Regions from separate parts of the Homo sapiens genome. Here region 1 is linked to region 2. A link is a loop called in an ENCODE intact Hi-C map of the cell type or tissue named here. Cell type or tissue: heart left ventricle. All regions are shown on one strand. Each heading gives the region's core, and the rest is flanking DNA. Links, peaks and the distances in the headings are about the cores only.

Region 1 (2,810 bases), core at 277-2,776, 76 kb after region 2:
CATTAATTCTTCGCCTCTACTATTTTTGTTTAAGTGTATTTCATTCACAAGCTAGATGACTGTAGTGAAAGTTAAAGAGGAAAATTCTCAGAGTTTGGATCCTAGGGTGCATTTGTGTTTGTGTGCATGTGGGAATGTGTGCACATGGGCTGTATTTAGTTTTCAAATTCCCATCAGCAGAGCAAAGGTGATGGGAAATCTTTAGAGGACAACCATTTTGCTCAGAGATATTTCCCTCTTAATGGGTCTATTTATTATGAAAACACAGCTTACTGAGTTCCTTATATATAAACCTCACCTCTTAAAACTGAGAATTCTCATGATGTGAAACACTTCCATTGATGTGCATGGTGTCTAAAATAGAAACTTAGGTACTTCCAAGAATAGGCAATTGCAATTTCCTTGATTACAGTTACTTGGATATACAAGACAATAAATACTTTCTTAAACTAAGAAACATTGAAAGCAATATATTACATTTATAGATCACTTGGGCACTGAATTCCTTGAAATTTACTCATCCATTTGAGAGAAAGAAAAAAACCTCAGATTTTATATAGCACAATATTTTAATCTGTTCATCTATTACTGATTATTTCATATTTGGGAGGAGGGGGTGGCTATCATCTTGTCAGGAGTACCTTTCCTTGAGTTATTATAAAAAAATAAGAAACAGTATATAAAGAACAAAAATCACTATGTTGTCTATGGGCAACGTAACTATTAAAGAGAAATCCATTACAGTTTTTTTAATGTAGAATACATTTTAGGAAATCATTAATGACAGTTACCTATTCCCAGGAATGTGGTCATCTACCTCTCTCACCTGAGATTATTTTTAAATGTTCCCACCTTAGTTTATCCTGAAGATTTAAAAGTATACCTTCATATATTTGTGATATATAAAGGTGGCCAACTGACCAGTTCTGTGTTTACTGTTTGATTAAAAGAACATCTTCTTTTACACAGGATTTAAAATTTTAACTTCAAAAGATTCAACTGTAGAATTAGACCTCTTCTAGTTTATAGTAAAGTGTTGTGTGGGTTTAAGATGAAATCATACACAGCAAACAAGAAAAATTTACAACTTAAAAATGGATTAGATACAATAGAGTATGACATTTAATCCCACAGATTATAGGAAAAGTTATTTGGAGTCTTAATTTTATAGCAGCGTTAAAAAGAAAGAAAGAATGAAAGGTAACCTGAATATGCACACTAACAGCTCCGTATCGTCTTCTAGTTCTAACCACTACTTCAAATCTCAATCCCTGGACCCAGCTCAGTGATAGAACTAAATTTGTAAATAATCATGAATCATTATGATGATTACATTCCTCAATTGAAAAAATGAAAGCAAAGTACAATCAGACCCTTCTTGAAACGTTTGCTCCCCTTACACTCTTAATGTGTCTGTGCTGCCTGCTCTTCCAAAGTCTGGTTTTTAGAAACCCATATTAATTTCTAACCAAGGCTGCAGCAGCCACTGTAAACGTACATGGCTTTATCAGCTCTCATAGTTTCTTGGGTCACAAATGTACCATATCTGATGACACAGTGATCATCTTCCTTCTCCTTTCTCTTTTCAGATCCTCTAACTTTCCTGTCAGAAGCCTGAAAAAATATGCGCAGTTACTGTTGCTGAGGGGAGACAAAGTTTAACTTCTGGGTTGGCAATCGGAGAATAATTCATGAGCAGATTTCTAGCAAATGATATGATTTGCTAAATTTTGGTCTTTGATTTATATTTATGTACTCCTGCTACTGCTAAGGTTTTGCCAACCTCAATTAGATCATGAATGAGATCATTTTAATTCAGCCCCCAAACTGTGACCTGACCATGGTCTGAAAGTGTTCAAAAAGTAATTTTAAGCCTCCCTTTGATTTGAAAAGGAATACTGCATGCTTGGTCGTTCATACAAATAACATAAAACTTAATTATTGGATGATTTGGCAGAGGACCTTCTTGCCAAACAACAGTCAATGCCAGCTACTGTGATGCTGGCGCTGCCCGGGCCCCCGAGCCCACAGCCTCCTTGTATACGGGCGTTTGTTCATTGTGTCTCAGGGCAAGATGCTTTCAAATAGGATTCACGGATCTGGGAGGCAGGGTGCAACTCGAAGGGTGTACCATATTTATAACTCAAGTTTAAAAATGCTGTCTCACCTAGAAGGGAAGTAGATCTGCGCTGTCAAATCACCAGGAGGCTGTGACAAAGGGAGCTTGCAGCCTGACACACGGTGTAACAACATAGCAAACACCTTTAATTCCGTCATGTCTCATACCCTTTACTTTCTCACACATTTGTGGCTGCTCGAATGTTGACACCTACACTCTTTTTCGAAACTAAATAAGGCAATCTTATTTAAGCCCAAATGCAACACCTGTAAAGTTATTCTTGTGCCCAGCAAAAAATAACCATTAACTCCTTCCTCATAAATGCCTCTCTGCTTGCTTTGGAAAGTCTCAAGTTGGTAACGGCCAGCCTGAGGCCCTGACTCTGAGGTTCACATGACCTCCCAGGTTTGGACAGATAGGCAGTACTTCCCCCTTGAAAAGATGCGAAGGCTGAGATCATATCACTGTCCGAACTGGCCTCTCATAGCTTTTCAAGTTGAAGCCCCTTTCTTCATCACAAACTTCTGGTGTCTTTTATAGGAAGGAGAGAGGCCCCAGCTGCTTCATTCCCTCTAGCTACCGTAGTCTAATATTTTAAAAGCTAGAAATGAAAATAGCTTTTCTAAAGATATTTCCTGGAATTTTTAATGTGCTGCCTTGATTCCTTTTTTCTATCTTTTTTTTTTCCCTT
Region 2 (2,810 bases), core at 89-2,588:
TTGTACTATAAATACGAGATGACTTCACTATATTAACTGTGGTTTTTTCCCTAGAAACAGTAGACACACACACACACGTCCATCTATTTACCCAAATACACAAACACATACACAAACCTGCTCCATCTGAATTTTCACTCTTTCTTCTATGTCAACCGTCATGTGCTAAGGCCATTTATATCCTAATCTTTTAAGCAGAAAATGAGGAAAAGCCATATCTTCTGGGCCATTAATACTACTATTGAGATGTCTTCATAGTGTCATAATTACAGAAGATTTCAAAGTGACACAGGCAAGACCAACACAAATGTTAAAATAACTCACAAGAACCGGCGGGCTGCTTTTGCAGCCCTCAGTCCCAGCAATGCTCAGTAGCTTTTCTTAAAATAGACAGCCTGTAAATAAGGTCTGTGAACTCAATTGAAGGTGGCTGTTTCTGAATTAGTCAGCCCTCACAGGCTCTCGGCCTACATGCTAGTACATAAATTGTCCACTTTACCACCAGACAAGAAAGATTAGAGTAATAAACACGGGGCATTAGCTCAGCTAGAGAAACACACCAGCCGTTACGCACACACAGGATTGCCAAGAACTGTTAACCCAACTCTCCAGAAACACACACAAAAAAACAAGTTAGAACCATGACATCATGGGAACAAGAGGGAGAGAGAAAGGGGGAAAAAAGGCTGTGGAAAAAAAAAGCGCAAACAATTTTCAGGTTCATTTTGATTTCTCTGCGCCTAATAAAGCAATCCTCCGCTAAGTTATCAACTGAGCTATCTCAAGTGGCTCTTGCCAGCTATCGGATTATACAAAAGTGGCAGAAAAGGAGGAAAAAAATGAAAAGGATTGTGTGTCAGGTTCATAATGCTTTTGGAGAATTCTGGAAACATGTCTAGTTACAAATTTTAGTCAGTCATATCTGTTTGCTTTGACAGGTTCCCAGGGAGTAAAAAAGGAACAAAAAGAGAGAGATTTTTTTTTTTTGTCATGTGAAGCTGGGGACAAAAAGATTACACCGTGCATATCTGCTCATAATATGATCTTTGTATAATCCGCGGGTCTGCACTTGCCTTCCGAACAACTGCACAACAGGTGCAAATTAAAATGAAAACGGCAGCGGAGCCGGGCAAACAGAATCTGCTGACCTGGTTTGAATACCAATTGACGGGGGAAACAAAACCTTTTCAAGAGGTGTGACCACAAGGGCTTAGGCAAGTTCAGGCTGGGTAATGCCCTCAGATCTACAAAAAGAGAGATATTCTAACATCTCTGCTCTAGCTGTGTGGTCCAGATATACCTTAGTACAATCAATAATGTGCTTCTTTTTTTTTTTCCTGGTGACTGAGATTTAACTATTTCTTAGCAACAAGCAGAAGATTCTTTACAAATTTTCAGAATGCTGGGGGTAGGGGGGAGTGGGAATGGGGGGGCTACAACAAAAGCTCCTAAGGCCTGGGAAGCTTTCAACCCACCTCCTAAAAACTGATCTCTGGGCACAGGAGGAATAAAGAAAGGTCCAGAAGGAGTGAATAAAATTATCTAAGGCTGGACAGGCATTAAAAGGCCTTTATCCTGGAAAAAAAAAAAAAAAAACCCATGCCTTTTAAGGTCTTTTTCTGCATGGACCACAATATCCCGTGTGACACGTGAGTGTTCCTGCAGCAATACAATTGAAATATTTTCTTGTGGAAAAAAAAGAGAGATAAATGATTTATGAACAGCCCTTGAGGAGTCCCAAATATCAGAACAATCTAAACAAGCAATGAAGTCATGTCTCACCATATAGGGTCAGGAGTACAGCATCCATCACCTTCACAGGACAACAATACTTCACAACCTTTAGGGTTTGTGCTCACAAATAGTAGTAAATACTTTTAAACTAAATAAATAACTGCTGTCAAATTCACTTACAGAGGCAGTATGCCATCTTTTCTAGCGCTGTGTTAACTAGGATATGCATTTCCATATGCCATTATGCTGGTGTGCCACTCTCCCAACCCCTTTTTAAATCCAGGTACAACAATTCATAACATAGTTTTTATATCTGAATTCAAATGAGACAATCTCATTCTGCTCTTTCTGGTTGACCATCTGACAATCAAAATTAAATGCACTGAGATGGACTTTGCACTTCCTGATCCCTACCCCATGCCCCGACTTCTAAATCCCAGGATTTTCCTTTAAAATGTTCCCTCACGTCTAGTCAGTGGATTTGCCTAGTACAAGTACTGTGGAAATTTTCACCATAAAATATTCTTACTCTAGAATGGCCAATACTTGATGGGTTTAGCCGCACTTACATTATGAAATAAAAATAAGCTCATTTTCCCATTTGGACCTGTTTTGATGTTTGCCCACCATCATCACCACTGGCAGAAGAGATCTTAATAATGTAGCTTTGTCTCTGCAAAGAAGAGATTCAATTTTGTATAATAACCAACGTATACTGGTTTTAAATGAGGTTCATTGGGCAGAATATATTAGGCCAGTGTCTGTTTTTGAACTTATGATATATATCTTTTTATTCAGCATTTAAAAGCCTGGAAGTTCCCATATAACGTAGCAAAGTTCTATTCAGTCCTTACAGGTCAAATAAGCCACCCTTTGCATGAGTCTCAGCAAAATTTTAGACATGTATTGGAGCTACATGGCTGGCACAAAAACAGACAGTTACTTCAAAACCACAAAGAAGTGGGAGCCCAAAGAATTCCTTTCTGCAATTCAATAAACAAGAGGAAAGATGTACTGTTTGCTGGCTCAAAATAGACACTAATTTTACATCTGTCTCTGAGGCATAGCAAAAAGCC

Evidence for each region. Hi-C counts contacts between places; a loop is a spot of excess contacts. Peaks named below come from ENCODE experiments on the same cell type or tissue, not always from the same donor. Only the 100,000 strongest peaks of a DNase experiment are listed, where the experiment ranks them.
Region 1: a loop joins it to region 2, with 4 times the contacts of the local background. A loop is called at or near these places in 33 of 110 quality-filtered maps.

What each region holds. Positions count from the first base shown.
Region 1 is chr2:144,506,174-144,508,983 of GRCh38, forward strand. The region is part of intron 2 of ZEB2 (zinc finger E-box binding homeobox 2); the gene reads right to left. Among named protein-coding and RNA genes, the nearest start is that of ZEB2-AS1, 12 kb to the right of the region's middle. In heart left ventricle, for the core only: no CTCF peak of the experiment used is centred there; no DNase peak of the experiment used is centred there; H3K4me3 peaks cover 1,959 bases; H3K27ac peaks cover 2,500 bases.
Region 2 is chr2:144,430,421-144,433,230 of GRCh38, forward strand. The region is part of intron 2 of ZEB2 (zinc finger E-box binding homeobox 2); the gene reads right to left. Among named protein-coding and RNA genes, the nearest start is that of ZEB2-AS1, 88 kb to the right of the region's middle. RefSeq lists an enhancer at 112-1,825. In heart left ventricle, for the core only: no CTCF peak of the experiment used is centred there; a DNase peak (open chromatin) is centred at 1,131; H3K4me3 peaks cover 1,485 bases; H3K27ac peaks cover 1,481 bases.